Linked DNA regions of Homo sapiens: region 2 is linked to region 1. Evidence: read pairs that join two places in POLR2A ChIA-PET (ENCODE). Cell type or tissue: OCI-LY7. All regions are shown on one strand. Each heading gives the region's core, and the rest is flanking DNA. Links, peaks and the distances in the headings are about the cores only.

Region 1 (8,897 bases), core at 522-8,521:
GTTACCTCCCACCAGGTCCCTCCCACAACACGTGGGAATTCAAGATGAGATTTGGGTGGGGACACAGCCAAACCATATCAGCCATTATACTTATACTAAGTATAAGTAATTGCACTTCAATTTCTATTACATTGTGAACGTTTGGACTCTTCAAAGGAAGACTAGTTTCATCCCTCCCACAATCACCTATTTTTTTTCCTAGTGATAACATTTTTTAATTGAGGTTAAATTTATGTAACATACGAATAACCATTTAAAGATGTACAGTTCAGTGGCTTTTAGTCCATTCACAGTGTTATGTACCATCACTTCTCTCTAGTTTCAAAACTGTTTCCTTAACCCAGAGGAACACTGTGCACGTTAAGTAATCACTCCCTAGCCCTTTCTCTTCTCACCTCCAGTAGCAAATAATCGGTTTTCTTTCTCTGTGTATTTGCTTCTTCTGAATGTTGTATATAAAATGACTCATACCTTATATGACCTTTTGTGTCTGGCTTTTACTTAGTATAAGTTTTCAAAATATATTCATGTTGTAGCATGTATCAGTACTTCATTCTTTTTATGGCTGAACAATATTTCATTGTGTGATTATGCACAATTTGTTCATTCATTCATTGATGGACATTTAGGTTGTTTCCACCCTTTGGTTATTATAAATAGTTCTGCTATAAACACCTGTCTACAATTCTGTGTGAGCTTGTTTTGTTTTCTTTATCTGTCTAGTACTGAGTATTATGGTAATTCTGTATCTTAACTTGTTCAAGAACTGCTTATTTTCCATTCTGCACCGTTTTACATTCCCATCAGCATGACAATTATCCCTATTTTTCTACATCCTTGACAATACTTTTTACTTTGCCATTTTAAAAATCATAACCATCCTAGTGGGTGTAAAGTGATATCTCACGGTAATTTTGATTTGCATTTCCCTAATGACTTAATGTTGTTGAACATCTTTTAATGTGTTTGCTGGTCTTTATATATCTTGTTTGGAGAAATGTCTATTCAAGTCTTTTGCTCATTTTTTCACCAGACTGTTTGTTGTTTTGTTGTTGTGGGAGGTTTTTTTTTTTTTTTAAAAAATCTGGATACTAAACCCTTAACATATATGATTTGCAGATATTTTCTGCTATTCTGTAAGTTGTCTTTTACTTTTTTGATAATATCCTTTGATGTACAGAAGTTTTTTATTTTTATGGGTACATAGTATTAGGTTGGTGCAAAAGTAATTGTGGTGTTTGCCTACTTTCAGTGGCAAAAACCGCAATTACTTTTGCACCAACCAATGTACAGGGTACATGATATATTATGATACAGGCATACAATGTGTAATAATCACATCAGGGTAAATGGGGTATCCATGACCTCAAGCATTTATCATTTCTTTGTTATAAACATTCCAATTATACTCTTGGTTATTTTAAATGTACAATATATTTTTGTTGACTGTTGTCATCCTCTTGTGTTACCAAATACTAGATCTTATTCATTCTATGTTTTTGCACCCATTAACCAACCCCACCTTTTGCCCCCTTCCCCACTGTCCTTCCCAGCCTCTAGTAACCATCATCCTACTCTCTATCTCCATGAATTCAGTTGTTTTAATTTTTAATGTTTTTAATTTTTATGAAATGTATTTTGTTGATTTTTGTTACTGTTGTTGTTTATGCTTTTGGTGACAAATCTAAGAATTTATTGCCAAATTTGTAGTCATGAAGATTTACCCCTGTGTTATCTTCCCTTTGTTTTGTTTTGTTTTGTTTTGAGACAGGGTCTTGCTCTGTCACCCAGGCTGAAGTGCAGTGGTGCGATCTCAGCTCACTGCAACCTCTGCCTCCCAGGTTTAAGCGATTCTCCTTTCTCAACCTCCCAAGTATCTGGGATTGCAGGTGCCCATCACCACGCCTGGCTAATTTTTGTATTTTTAGTAGACAGAGTTTCACCATGTTGCCCAGGCTGGTTTTGAACTCCTGGCCTCAAGTGATCCACCTGCCTCAGCTTCCGAAAGTGCTGGCATTACAGGCATGAGCCACCATACCCAGCCTCCTGTATTGTCTTCTAATAGTTTTAGTTACTATATTTAGGTCATTCATTCATTTTTAGTTAATTTTTGTACATAGAGTGAGGTAGGGGTCCTACTTCATTATTTTGCATGTGGTTCCCTAGTTGTCCCAGCATCATTTGTTGAAGAGATTATTCTTTCCTCATTGAGTGGTCTTGGTACTCTTGTCAAAAATCAACTGGCCGTAGATTTTTGGGTTTATTTCTGAATTCAGATCTATTTCATAGGTATATATGTGTATTCTTATGGCAGTACCATACTTTTTGAAAGTCTCCAATCTGTGGACATAGGATATCTTTTCATTTAATTAACTCTTTTTGAACTCCTTAGCAATATTTTGTAGTTTTTAGTAGGCAAGTCTTTCACCTCCTGGGTTAAATTTATTCCTAGGTATTATATTCTTTTGGATGCTATTGTAAATGTAATAGCTTCCTTAATATCCTTTTCAGGTTGTTCATTGCTGGTGTATAGAAGTAACTGATTTTTGTGCATTGCTCTCATACCCTGCAGCTTTGCCAAATTTATTTATTGTTCTAGTGATTTTTTTTCTTGTGCATTTTTTGGGGATTTTCTAAATATAGAGGCATGTCATCTGCAAATATAGATAGTTTTATTTCTTAGCTTACAATTTAGATGCATTTTATTTCTTTTCCTTACCTGACTGCTCTGGTAGGACTTCCAGTGCAATACTGATTAGCAATCATGAAAGTAGACGTCCTTGTCTTTTTCCTGGTATTAGGAGAAAATCTTTCCATTTTCACCATTAACTATGATGTTAGTTTGCCTGGGTTGTTGTTGCCTTTTGTTGTTGTTGTTGTTGTTCTTTTCTTTTCTTGCTCTGTTGCCCAGGCTGGAGTACAGTGGCAGTCTCAGCTCACTGCAACCTCTGCCTCCCAGGTTGAAGTGATTCTCATGCCTCGGCCTCCTGAGTAGCTGGGACTACAGGCGTGCACCACCACATCTGGCTAATTTTTGTTTAAGTGCCTCTAACAGTCTATTTACCATAGTTTGTGTTCTTTGAGGCTTCATGTTAATTCTCTGCTTAAACAGAATGTCTTTAAGACATTGAATACCAAATTTGTTTAAAATGAATATCCCTGTTTTTGTTATTTCTACTAACTTTTTAAAATACTGTCACCCCATATTTCTGTTAAACTATTTTAGAACACTTTTAAAATTAAAATTTTCATTTACTCAGACTTAGTGTGGAAGATTATCAGGAGTCAAGTCTTATGTTTGGGGTTTAAATTTGTTAACGTTTAAAATATTATGTGTGCATAATAAAAATAATACATTGTTATGTGTGCATAATAAAATATTTTTATGTTTGTGTAATAAAAATATTAATAATTTAGCTATCATCAGATATGAGTCTATGGGAAGAGATGGATTATATCTTTGCCTTATCTATGAATAAAAGATTTGCTAAGTAATTTAACTGAATTGTTTGAGAGGGCAGGTTCTTTTAAAAGCATCTTACACACATAAAAGTATTGATAATTAAAAGCCACTGATGTGAACATTATCCTAGCTTAGCTCTTTTCATTCTGTCTAAAATCCTGTTTCTTTAAAGAAGATTGTTCCCAGTTGCTTTTATCTAAATACATAGATTTCTTTAAAAACGTTTTTGATTAATACAAATGGACAACAGAGGTTATCGAAGAAGCTACAATGTGTCAGGTATTAATAATCCCTAATACTTCCTAGTAGGAAGAGGGAGAGAAAATGTAAGAAATGGCTCTTTTGTCATTTGGGGGTTTGCATTCTAATTGGCAAGACAAGACCCAGGCAGAGGAACTCTTACTGAGATTTGTGAATCCCAAAATTATATATATGTAAAATTTTCTGGGGAGAGTATTTATAACTTCCTTCAGATTTTTTTTTTTTTTATGATTGTAAAATGGTAAGAATCACTGCCCTGAAAAGTGAGTAGCCTAACAACACACAACAACAAAATAGCGTTTCTCCTAAATTGCACAGAGTCTAGCCATGTGCATGTGTAGGAGCTTTGCAGTTATACATGATAGCCAAACCTCTTGGTAGGACAAAAATTTCAAGTAACTCAAGTCATGTACTAACTTTGGTTTAAGATATGCCAAATTTTAGCTGTTTTGTAATTCAGTAAAAATCAAAGTACAGAATTTCTATATAGAAAGAAAACAAATTTAAATATCTTTTAAAAATTAGTTATGAGCCCATACTATGGCCTACTAGTGGACCTTAAACCATACTTTAAGAATATGAATTTATGATACTGTTATATAATAGCAGTATCATAGGCAAACTTCCACCAGTGGCATAAACCTGTACCCATATCCAGAAGCTTTTTGCTAACATTCCTACATCTTTTCTTTTCTAGATTAGTTGAGATATTATACATTTTAGTTTTCAAACCTCATTTTCTTTAGTATCACATTCCTCCTCCTCCCTCTCTCACTTCATCTACATTCACACTCCAGCATTTAATTCTCTAAATTTACTATAAGCAACTGCTACAGCTATCAACTATTGCTATATTCAGTGTAATAAAATCCAGTAGTTGTGTCACCCTAAGACTAGGTAGAGAAGTTTAATTTAACATGTTAATTTTTTTGGCTCTTAAGATGTTGCGGGTGGAATACTAACTGAATTTCTTGTTTTTGTTTATTTCCTTTGAATACTCCTTTTTTAGAATTAGTTAATTTAATTAGCATCTAGCTAAAGGGAAATGGCATTTATACTAAATGTTGCTGAGGGACTGAAACCAAACAGATCACACCTGAGTTAGGAGCTTAATGAAATAACCTCAGAACACATAAGTAAATTAACAAACAAGGGCTTGAATATGATAGATAAGAGCTATTCTTTTAAAGTTGGGGTATGGGCCGGTTGTGGTGGCTCACACTTGTAATCCCAGCACTTTGGGAGGCTGAGGTCGGTGGATCACTTGAAGCCAGGCATTCAAGACCAGCCTGGCCAACATGGCAAAACTCCGTCTCTACTAAAAATGCAAAACTTAGCTAGGCATGGTGGCGTGTGCCTGTAGTCGCAGCTACTCTGGAGGCTGAGGTAGGAGAATCACTTGAATTTGGGAGGTGGAGGTGCAGTGAGCTGAGATCGTGGCCACTGCACTCCAGCCTGGGCAACAGAGCGAGACCCTAATAAGCCTTGTTGTAGTTCTGCATACATTAAACTGATTACTTTTCAAAGTCAGGTAATAATATTTGAAATAATAAGATAACCATGAAGCACTTTCAAGACTTAAAGTCCTGTATCTATTTATAATTAAGATTTTGAAGTAGCTAGGCATGGTGGCGTACACCTGTACTCCCAGCTACTTGGAACACTGAGGCAGGAGAGTCACCTGAGCCCAGGAGTTCAAATTCAACCTGGACACTAAAGCAAGACCCTATGTCTATATTTGGAGTATAAGAATTTAGTGCTTTTTTGGGGGTGAGGGAGATTGAGACGGGGTTTTGCTATGTTGCCCAGGCTGTTCTGGAATTCCTGGGCTCCAGTGATCCACCTGCCTCAGCCTCCCAGAGTGCTGGGATTACAGGCGTGAGCCACTGTACCTGGCCAGAATTTAGTACTTTGACTAAAGTTTTAGCATTTTTTTATCTTGCTTATTTACTCCCAACACACTGAAGCAGGGAAAGGAAAAATGTCTTTGTTTTTTTCCTCTTTTTAAAAACTGCCCAAACTGGACTGACTCCCTTTGCAGTGATTTCCCATTACTCTTAGAGTAAAACTGAAATTCTTGACTTGGCCTGCAAATCTATACATAGTATGTCTCCCCAGCTTGCTTCTCCTACTACTCACAACCCTTTTGACTACATCTGATTTACTCCCATTTTTTTCTCTTCTATTTATATGCCAAGACTATTTTCATCTTAGAGTTTTGAACTTTCTATAACTCATGTCTAGAATATACTCCCCAGAGTCCTCTCATGGTTGTCTTTTTGTTATTTAGATGGTCACCTCTCTAACACCCAGTCCAAATTAACATAATGCAATTAGTCATTACCATACCATCCTTTTTTGCCTTCTTCATGACACTTACTGTTACTTAAACTTATTTATTTCATCACGTGGTTTTTTTTATGCTTGCTTACTTCCACTATAGAGTGTACGCTCAAACTAATATGTAAGGAGAAATTGTTTTGTTTTTCACTGTATCCTTAGAATATAAATTCTAGAACATCACTTGATAAATGGTACTCATTAAAACATTGTAGAATTAGTTAACTGTTTCATCTAAAAGTATTAAATATATTCTGAAGAATATCTCAAAGGATTTTTGGCTCATACATTTTCCTTAAAGCATTGTAGAATTAGTTAACTGTTTCATCTAAAAGTATTAAATATATTCTGAAGAATATCTCAAAGGATTTTTGGCTCATACATTTTGGGCTTAAAGTTGTCCACATTTTAGTATTTCCACTTGATTTTTATATTTTGCTAGTTGTTAATAAACTAAGTATTAATCTCAATATGTAGAATTAAAATTTCATTTTTGACAGGTTGACTTTGGCAGAATATCATGAACAGGAAGAAATTTTCAAACTTAGACTAGGACATCTCAAAAAGGTATGTGAAACATATGCTGCATTTTTAGTTCAATTTGCTACCAGAATTTGTGGGAAGTTGTGTTATAAGTCACTTATTTTAAAAGCCAAAATTTAAGAGAGTAAGATTTCAAATTAAAAATTTCAGATTAAAAAGAGATGCATTAAAGTTACTTTATTTTATTTATTAGTATTTTTATTTTTTGAAACAGTCTCATCACTCAGGCTGGAGTGCAGCGGCACAATCTAAGCTCAGTGCAACCTCCACCTCCCTGGTTCAAGCAATTTTCGTGCTTCAGCCTCCTGAGTAGCTGGGATTACAGGCATGCGCCACCACATCTGGCTAATTTTTGTATTTTTAGTAGAGTGAGGGTTTCGCCATGTTCACCAGGCTGGTCTCAAACTCCTGGCTTCGTGTGATCCACCCACCTTGGCCTCCCAAGGTGCTGGGATTACAGGCATGAGCTGTCGCACCCGGCCAAAATTACATTTTTATGTTGAGTATATTAAAACAACATTCCTTTATCTTGTGTCAACTTAAAAATCTTGAGATGGTGACACACCATATCCCTTTAGTGGAGGAATGATTCTTGGACAGACTTCCAAGGTCTTTAGATTATTCTATTTAAGTACTACCTTTTGGTAAAAAATACTTCATTTTAAAGATGAAATCTAAAATTCCATATTGTTTATGTTCATTTCATAATAAAATAGCAATTGTAAATAAATAGCAAACTTATTTCTTTGGCTTATCTTTTAATTTGTTGCATGTGTGATGTTTCGATTAGAAGATGTACGTAGGAAAAAGCACTTAGTGATAGTATAAAGGGATAAAACTGAGAAAAAATGTTGCTATGTGTTATTGTCGTAAACTTTTAAATAATGTGTATCTTTCTACTTGTTTGTAAACTCTGAAATTGTAATCAGTTTATTGTTTTTACAGGTCTTAATTTTAGTTCAAATGATTTCAGAGAAGTAGTAATAATAGAGTAGGTTTTTTTCCCTCAAAATTAAGTTACTGACAGACATAAAGTTCTTTTTCTTTGACCCAATTTTTTGTGCTTTCTGCTTGTCAGGTTCTTTCAATTTTTTAAATAGGCTGAATTATAGGTAAAATTGAAGGAGTGAACTAATTGGAGATAGTATCTGTGAAGTTGTCTCCATGGGATAGGGTGAGGTAGGATGGAGAAACCCATTCTGGTAGCAGCTACTATTACACTGCATACTAATTTGTTTTGGAAATGTTATTAATATGCTGGGGATTCCTACCATTTATAGGGAATAGAAAATTATTATATATAATTTGCATTAGTATCCTTTAATATGCTATATCTGTCTATGCCAACTGCCCAGAAAGCTTCAACGTAAACTACTTGAACAGTGAATTAAAAAGTGATTTATTTTGGTTTTGTTATTTAAGTAGTTCTATTCTGTTCTATTGTAATTATTGACTACTTTTCCTGCGCTTTGAGACTTAGTTGACAACTTAAGTCTATTCTCTATAATAATAGATGGAGCTATATAACTATCATAATAGTTCTATAATAGTGATAGAACCATATAAAGGAACTATGGAAGCGAAAAGGGAATTTTTAGTACAGGATGAGTCGTAAGTATCTGTGTGCCCACTTAAACTGTTTTGATAATGAGTTCGTAAGGGCCTATGCTTTATGTCTCATATAAAGATTTACCAGTTATTTTCTAACCAGCCTGTGGTGATAAAGGAATACTTATTTACTTAGTTATAGTGATTCCAAGGTGTACTTGAGAGTTTTACTGAAGGGTTATTATCTTCACGTGTAATACCAAATTTCAGATTACTCTTTCTAAATGATGACATTTTACATATGCACCTTATTTTATGAAAATCTGTTATAAAATCTGAAATTGTAGAGCAGTTAAATTAGGAATTGGCTATTTGTATTACAAAAAGTACACTTTGAAAAGGCTTCAAAGGAGGGTTTGTTTTTGTTTTTGGTTGGTTGGTTTTAAAGCTTTCCTGGTACTTTGAAAATACTGGTTTCTGTGAAAAACACTTTTATAAAGTAAGGTATACTTAGTGTCCAAATATTATATAGACATTTGTAAAATGTTGTAGAACACTAAACCTTCTAACCTTCGTATTTTCCTCTTTCCCAGTGTTTGACTTCTATATTTTTCGTATTTACTTACTCTTTCCAATAATTATCCCTTCCATAATCTTTTTCCTGCTTTTTTTCCTAGCTTTTATCAAATTTACTGAGCAGTCTTAGATTTCTAACTTTATCTTCTTTTTAACTAATTTACAA
Region 2 (8,897 bases), core at 258-8,257, 390 kb before region 1:
TGTTGTGGCACTATACTAGAATTGTCATTTGTCTGTCTTCTCAACTAACCTGGGCAGAAACTGAGTAGTAATATAATTCTCCCTGCTTTACACTACCTAAAATGTGGTTAATGCATATGTATGTTGAATAAATGAATGGGCTATAAAAAACAATATGTTTGTATAGAATCTATTATCAACAGCTAAGTACTTTTTTTTTTTTTAACTTTATTTGCTTGAGAAGAAATCTCAAAGGCTGGTGCTGAACTCCTGGGCTCAAGCGATCATCCCGCCTCAGCCTCCTGAGTAGCTGGCATGTATAGTGGGATTACAGGCATATACCACAATACTTGGCAATAGCAGCTACTTTTAGCTTAGATGCAGATTTAGTCTCCACTTATTCCTTAAATCAGTAGGAAGTCACAATATTAATAACTTTCAAAAAAACTTAAATCCTTAAGACTTCTACCTATGAAGTAGATATTTTCCATTTGTTGAAGGTAAAATGGCATAAATAGATACAGTTTTATGATTGGAAAATGATTTCTCTTAGTTTTGGGCATAGAACAAATATTAGTTCTTCTTTTTTTCTATTCTTTGTCTGTGTTATGTTTACAGAATACTTAACCATCCTAGCCATGATATTTTAAAGACAAGAAAGAAGAAATATTAATTCAAAAGTTAATAAAATGCTTTTTGTTCATATACTTTGTTTAAAGAAACATAGTATAACTGAATAAATGTATAAAATACTCAGGTTATTAAACTTGAACATTTATTCAGAGACAAATTTTAACTAAGCTATAGGAAGTCATTTGTTCAACATGTTTTTGTTTTTCATCCATAATGTGCAGGGGAAAGTTTTGGCATAGGGTATAGCAGTAAACAGGATAGACAGGGTCCCTACAGGTGGGAGGAGATAGACAATAAATAAATAGATGAAAAAATAAGATTTCTAGGTAGCAATAAGTGCTGTGAAGAAAATAAAACAGGGTGATGTGCTGGAGGGTGGTTGAACACCCTGCTTTAGCCAGAGTGGTCAGGGAAGGCCGTTCTAAAGAGAACACATGTAAGCTGAGCCCTGAATGATGAGGAGGAGCTGATCTGCAACAGTCCAGAGTAGTAGTCCAGGCAAAGGGATGCTTGAGTTCAGGATTCCTAAGGCTTATAATAAGAAGTCAAAAACTCTCAGAAGGCCAGTGTGGCTCTTTAGTGTGCAGGAGAGAGGTAAACTTGGAGCAGTCGGATGGGACCAAGACGTTAAGCTTTGTAGGCAATGGTAAGGAATTTTGGATTTTATTCTGATAGGAGGCTTTGAAGAGGGGAGTGATATGATCTATTTTGTGTTATAAAAAGGTCATTATGGCTATAGAGTGGAAAATACATTGTGGAAGGCAAGAATAATTGTAAGGAGACAGGTGGCTATTGCATTTGTCCAGGTAAGAGATTATAGTGTTTTGGACTAGAGTGGTAACAGGAGAGATGGAAAGAAGTGAACAAGATTCAAGATGTATTTTGGAAGTAGAGTTGATAGGACTTCTGATACAGTGGATATTAAGGATGAGGAAAAGAAAAGAATCAAGTGAAATCCTAATAAAACAGAACCACGATAAATATTCCCAAACTCCTCAAAACAAATTGGAAACATGATGTGATGCCAAAGAAACAATGCCTGGATTTTATTAAAGGTGCACATCAGCATTATACATTAGTGCTAAGGAATGTTAGGATTTGTTATGTGGCTAGGGCATGTGGGAAAAGTGAATAAAATCAGATCTCAGAAGTAGGTAGGGGTCAGACCATGTGGAACTGTGGAAATGTGATGGAAAACCCTTAGAGTGATGTGACATTCTTCTTAAACAGATACTTGGCTGCAGCATCAAGAACAAGAGTGAAATATAAGAGACCACTTAGCAGGTGATTGTAGTAGTCCAGGTGCAAGTCACTTTTAGAAATTTATTTTGAAGTTATTGAACCTTTTGACCACAAGTTTGGTTCTTATGTTTTCTTTCCTCTCTATATTTTAATGATGTGTGTCTGAACACACAGTATATTAATGCATATACGAAGTTTTCAGAAAGATTTAGGTTTAAAGGATTGATAGTAAAGCTCGCAGACTCACCCTCTTATTTTAAACAATATTTATTCAAAAGAATATCAATCCTTTATGCTATGTTACAGATATCATAGCATAATATACAAATAACAATTATAAAATGAACACCCATATACTTATCATCAACTTAAAAATAAACAGAATATTACCTAAAACTTTGACATCTCTTATGTGCCCTGCTGGTTCCCAGATCCCTCTTTCCTCTTTAGATAAATAAAAAATTGTTTTAAATGTTTTTGAACATCATTCATATTATATATGTGTACTCTTCTATAGCTTGTCTATATTTTTCTCAACATTACATTTTACGACATACCTGTAATTCATTCATGTTTACTACTGTGTAGTATTTCCTTGTATAAATTTATTACAATTAATTTATCCCCTTTCTACTAGCCAGGCTTTTTGTTTCTTTCATGTTTTTTGTTTTGTTTTTGTGTTTTTTGAAATGGAGTCTTACTCTATTGCCCAGGCTGGAGTGCAGTGGCTCAATCTCAGCTCACTGCAACCTCTGCCTCCTGGGTTCAAGAGATTCTCCTGCCTCAGCCTCCTGTGTAGCTGGGATTACAGGTGCCCACCACCATGCCCGGCTAATTTTTGTATTTTTAGTAGAGATGAGATTTCACTATGTTGGCTAGGCTGGTCTCGAACACCTGACTTCATGATCTGCCTGCCTCAGCCTCCTAAAGTGCTGGGATTACAGGCGTGAGCCACCACACCTGGCCTCTTTCAGGTTTTTTATTTCTAGGAAAGTGCTGTTATAGACATTCTTATCCCTGTCTCCTGGCACACGTTAAAGAATGCGTTAGTTTTCTTTTGCTGTATAACAAATTACCACAGTTTTAGTAGCTTAAATTAACACCCATTCATTACCTCAAATTCTTGTAGAAGTCCTAAAACAGCATAACCTAATTCTCTGCTCAGGATCTCACCAGGCTGAAATTATGGTGTCAGCCTGGGCTGTGGTCTCATCTGCGACTCACAGTCCTGTTCTACCCTCACTGGATATTGACACAATTCCATTCCTAGCAGCTATAGGACTGAAGCCCTCAGCTCTGAGACGTTGCCCACTATTCCCTGCCTCATGGCCCTTTTCACAACCTGGCAGTCTGCTTCTTCAAAGCAAATAGGAGAATGTCTCTCTGACCTCCTCTGCTAAGATGAGGTCTTACATAAAAGTAACCTATGAAGGAGATGACTGTCCATCATTTTCACAGGTCCCATCCACACTGATGGACTATGCAGAGGATGAGGGGGTCTCTTGGGGACTGTGTTATAATTCTGCTGCCACAAAGAGTTGCTCCAGAGTATATACCTAGGTACTTAATTACTGAATTATATGGTATGTGCATTGTATTAGTCCGTTCTCACACTGCTAATAAAGACATACCTGAGACTGGGTAATTTATAAAGGGAAGAGGTTTAATTGACTCACAGTTCCTCATGGCTGGGGAGGCCTCAGGAAACTTACAGTCATGGCAGAAGGAGAAGCAAACACACCCTTCTTCACATGGCAGCAGCAAGGAGAAGTGCAGAGCAAAGTGGAGGAAAAGCCCCTTATAAAACCATCAGATCTCATGAGAACACACTCACTATCATGAGAACAGCATGAGGGTAACCACCCCCATGATTCAGTTACCTCCCACTGGGTCCCTCCCACAACATGTAGAGATTATGGGAACTACAATTCAAGATGAGATTTGGGTGGGGACACAGCCAAACCATATCATTCTGCCCCTGGCCCCTCCCAGAGCTCATGTCCTCACATTTCAGAACACAATCATGTCCTTCCAACTGTCTCCCAAAGTCTTATTCCAGCATTAACTCAAAAATCTAAGTCCAAAGTCTCATCTGAGACAAGGCAAGTCCCTTCTGCCTATGAGCCTGTAAAATCAAAAGCAAGTTATTTATTTCCTAGATACAATGGGGGTACAGGCATTGGGTAAATACACCCATTCCAAATGGGAGAAATTGGCCAAAACAAAGGGGCTACAGGCCCTATGCAAGTCCAAAATCCAATAGAGCAGTCATTAAACCTTAAAGTTCCAAAATGATCTCCTTTGACTCCATGTCTCATATCCAGGGCATGCTGATACAAGAGGTGGGCTCCTATGGCCTTGGGCAGCTCCACACCTGTGGCTTTGCAGGGTACAGCCCCTGTCCTGGCTGCTTTCATGGGCTGGTGTAGAGTGTCTGAGGCTTTTCCAGGCACATGGTGCAAGCTGTCAGTGGATCTACAGTTCTGGAGTCTGGAGGATGGGGGCCCTCTTCTCACATCTCCACTAGGCAGTGTCCCAGTAGGGACTCTGTGTGGGGGCTCCAATCCCACATTTCCCTTCCGCACTGCCATAGCAGAGGTTCTCCATGAGGGCTCCACCCATGCAGCAAACTTCTGCTTGGACATCCAGGCATTTCTATACATCTTCTGAAATCTAGGCAGAGGTTCCTCAAACTCAGTTCTTGACTTCTGTGCACCCGCAGGCCCAATAACACGTGGAAGCTGCCAAGGCTTGGAGCTTGTCCCCTCTGAAGCCATGGCCTGTGCTGTACCTTGGCCCCTTTTAGCCACAGCTGGAGCAGCTGGGGTGCAGGGCACCAAGTCCTGAGGCTGCACACAGTAGGAGGGCCCTGCATCCAGCCCAGGAAACCACTTTTCCCTCCTAGGCCTCTAGGCCTGTGATGGGAGGGGCTGCCTCAAAGTTCTCTGACATGCCTTGGAGACATTTTCCCCATTGTCTTGGTGATTAGCATTTGGCTCCTTGTTACTTATGCAAATTTCTGCAGCTCGCTTGAATTTCTCCCCAGAATATGGGTTTTTCATTTCTACTGCATTATCAGGCTGCACATTTTTCAAACGTTTATGCTCTGCTTCCTCTTGAGCACTTTGCTGCTTAGAAATTTCTTTCTCTAGATACCCTAAATCATCTCTCTCAAGTTCAAAGTTCCACAGATCTCTAGGGCAGGGACAAAATGCCTCCAGTATCTTTGCATAGCAAGAATGACTTTTAGTCCAGTTCCCAACAAGTTCTTCATCTCCATCTGAGATGACCTCAGGTGGGGGGCTCTATTGTCCATATCACTATCAATATTTTGGTCAAAACCATTTAACAGGTCTCTAGGAAGTTCCAAACTTTCCCACATCTTCCTGTCTTCTGAGCCCTCCAAGTCTCTAGGAAGTTTCAAACTTTCTCACATTTTCCTGTCTTTTGAGCCCTCCAAACAGTTCCAACCTCTGCCTGTTACCCAGTTCCAAAGTTGCTTCCACATTTTTGGGTATCTTTACAGCAGCACCCCATTCCTGGTACCAATTTACTATATTAGTCTGTTCTCACGTTACTAATAAAGACATACCTGAGACTGGGTAATTTATAAAGGGAAGAGGTTTAATTGTCTCACAGTTCCACATGGCTCAAGAGGCTTCAGGAGACTTACAATCATGGCAGAAGGGGAAGCAAACACATCGTTCTTCACATGGCAGCAGCAAGGAGAAGTGCAGAGTGAAGCAGGGGAGAAGCCCCTTATAAACCCTCAGATCTCATGAGAACTCACTATCACAAGATCAGCATGAGGATAACCACCCCCCATAATTCAATTACCTCCCACTGTGTCCCTCCCACAACATGTGGAGATTATGGGAACTACAATTCAAGATGTGATTTGGTTGAGGACACAACCAAACCATATTATGCACCTTCAGCTTTTTTAGGTGATACCATGTTGACTCTGTATGTTGTTATAGCAATTTCTATCCTATTAGCTGACTTCCCATTACTTTACATCCTTGCCTGCATTTGTATTGTCAGACTTAAGTTTTTGCCAATGTAGTGAATATAAGACTATCATATTATGATTTTTATGCATTTTCCATATTATAAATACAGTTGAGCATCTATTTTTAATGTCACTAGGCATTCCTGTTTTCATTCTTGTGCAAAGCCTGATCATGACTTTTGCCCATTTTCTATTAGATTGTGTGTCTTTTTCTTCTTGAGTTTAGAATGTTTCTGCATGTTTCTCCGTAACAATTCTTCATCATAATATGTGTTACAAATGTCTTCTCCCAATATGTGGCTTATTTGATACTATATAAAAAAAGAAGCTCACATTAAATGTGGTAAAAGTAGTCAGTATTTCCTTTTATGGTTATAATTTGACTATTGTTTAAGAATTGCTTAACTTGAGGTCATAAAGATATCCTCTTATTCTTTTTCTAGGTTTTAAAGTTTTAACTTTCCCACTTAAGTCTTCAGTCAGTGATGAAATTGATTTGAGAGTATGGTATAAATTAGAGATCCTTTCATTATTATTATTTTTTGTATATGAATAATCACTTGTTCCAGACCCACTTATTGAATAGTCTCTTCATTTCTTCACAGATCTGTGGTGCTAGTTCTGTTGTAGATCAAGTTACCTATCTGGTCAAGTCTATTTCTGTGCTCTGTTTTCTGTTCCATTATCTTATTTTTCTGTCCCTGGGGTGATAAGTGACCACTTATTCACTGCAGTTTTATCATAAGGCTTGAGAGCTGGTAGGGGAACTGTTCCATCTTACTCCTCTTCTTTAGGAGTGTCTTATTTCTTTTTTGCCATTGACACTTTCATATACCTTTTAAAATCAGCTTGGGCTTCCCAAAAGCCTTATTGAAATTTTGATTGGGATGGCATTAAATCTGTATATCAGTTTGAAGAGAACTGACATCTTTACAATATCAAATAATCCTATCTATGAAGACTATAGAGTCTTTCCTCAGTATACTAGGGAGATTGGTTCCAGGATGCCCGCATATACCAAAATCCACACATCCTCAAGTCTTTCAGTTGACCCTGTGGAACCCAAGTATATGAAAAGTTGGCCCTCCTTATATGCAGATTTCACATCCTCCAAATACTGTATTTTCAATCTGAGTTTGGTTAAAAAAATCCTCATATAAGTGGACCCATGAAGTTTAAACCCATTGTATTCAAGAGTCACTATGTAGCTCTCCATTTATTTAGTTAGATCTTCATTAGTGGCTCAGTGAAGTTTTATAATTTTTTCTTTAAAGGACTTGCATATTTTACAACTTCCTAAGTGTATCATATTTTTGGTCATTGTTATAAATGATGTGTGTGTGTGTGTGTGTGTATGGATGTGTGTATGTATTTTTTTTTTGAAGTAAGGTCTCACTGTGCTGCCCAGGCTGGAGTGCAGTGGCTATTCACATGTGTGATCATCGTGCATTAAAGCCTCAAACTCCTAGGCTCAAGTCATCCTCCTGCCTCAGCCTCCTGAGTAGCTGGGAGTACAAGTGGTGCCACTGTGCCTTGCTAAATAGTATATTTTAAAATTAGGTTTTCTAACTATATGTTTGCTAGTATATGAAAATATAATTGTCTGTTTGTATATTGATCTTTTATTTGGCAATCTTGCCAAACTTTCCATTTAATAGTAATAATTGTCATTTGTAGGGTTTAGGGGATTTTTTCTGTGTAGATAATCATATCGTTAGGAAACTGTGACAGTTTGTTACTTCCTCCTCCACCTTTTACTTTTTATTTCTCTTTCCTTTCTGACTGTCCTGGCCAAGACCTCCATTGCAGTGTTGAGTAGAACCATTGATAATGGACATCCTTGTCTTATTCATGTTTATAAAGGGAATACTTCTAATATTTCACCATTAAGGATGACATCATAAGTTTTTGGCAGCTACCCTTTATCAAGTTAATGAAATTGTCTTCCATTTCACAGTCACTAAAAGTTTTGATTTTTAATCATGAGCGAATGTTGAATTTTATCAGAGGCCTTTTCTGTATCTGCTGAGGTCATTATATGATTTTTTATTTTAATCTGGTAATGTGGCAAATTACATTGATATACTTTCTATTGTTAAACCAAACTTGGGTTTATTTAGATCAATTTTTGTGACACATTTTGTTTTTTATACATTGTAGGCTTTGGGTGGTTGCTAACCTCAGTGCTCATTCAGCTCTGGACTTTTGCGAGCTTTTGGTCTCTGAGTATTTCTCTTTCTTGCTGGCTCAGGGGTATGTTTAATAAGATTTCTTTTTAAAACATATTAATCCAGCCATTTAGGGGTGGTTGATAGCAGCAAGGATTTTGGAGTATAAAGTTCACCTAATTTGCAGAACTAAAATTCCACTTTATTATACTTTTAGTTTAAAAGCTTCTGTTAATAATATATGCTTTCAATAATCACTTACCACCATGTCTGCCTCATCTTCTTTTTCTTCTTCTTGTCTCTCTGCATAACCATGCCACTCTCTACTGAAAAGACAAAAGAATAGTCTAGCGGGAAGAGCATCATACCAGGAGTCAAAAGCTACAAGTTCTAGTGCCAGCACCATCACTCCCTGAGATCTTGACCAAGCCGCTTTCTTTTGTTGTTGTTTTTAAATAAAATTTTTATATTTTTTGTAGAGACAGGGTTTCACCACATTGCCTAGGCTGGTCTTGAACTCCTGAGCTCAAGTGATCCGCCCACCTTGGCCTCCCAAAGTGCTGGGATTACAGGTGTGAGCCACCGTGCCCAGCCAACACTTTGTTTCTCTAAGTTTTACTCAGTCATCTGCTTGGTGGGAACACTCAGGATTGAAGTGAGATCACATATTTATAAATGTGAACATGTTGTTAGGGGAAAGGATGAGAAGCAATGATATACAGTACATTCTCTGTTTAGAAAATGTAACAGAAACAGGGAGTTTGGGGAAGGGAGAGATTTAAATCAGTCACATGGGATTTTTTTAGGGTGGTGGAACTATTTTGTCTGAGACTATAATGGTGGGTACATGACACCATGCATGT

Evidence for each region. ChIA-PET counts read pairs that join two places held together with the same protein. Peaks named below come from ENCODE experiments on the same cell type or tissue, not always from the same donor. Only the 100,000 strongest peaks of a DNase experiment are listed, where the experiment ranks them.
Region 2: POLR2A ChIA-PET joins it to region 1 with 16 read pairs; 2 of 35 experiments call an interaction of 5 or more read pairs at or near these places.

Annotation. Positions count from the first base shown.
Region 1 is chr2:171,026,073-171,034,969 of GRCh38, reverse strand. TLK1 (tousled like kinase 1) reads left to right here. Exons shown (of 21, transcript NM_012290.5): 12 at 6,565-6,631. Among named protein-coding and RNA genes, the nearest start is that of GORASP2, 100 kb to the right of the region's middle. In OCI-LY7, for the core only: no CTCF peak of the experiment used is centred there; no DNase peak of the experiment used is centred there.
Region 2 is chr2:171,419,800-171,428,696 of GRCh38, reverse strand. The region is part of intron 1 of METTL8 (methyltransferase 8, tRNA N3-cytidine); the gene reads left to right. Among named protein-coding and RNA genes, the nearest start is that of METTL8, 9.7 kb to the left of the region's middle. In OCI-LY7, for the core only: no CTCF peak of the experiment used is centred there; a DNase peak (open chromatin) is centred at 4,506.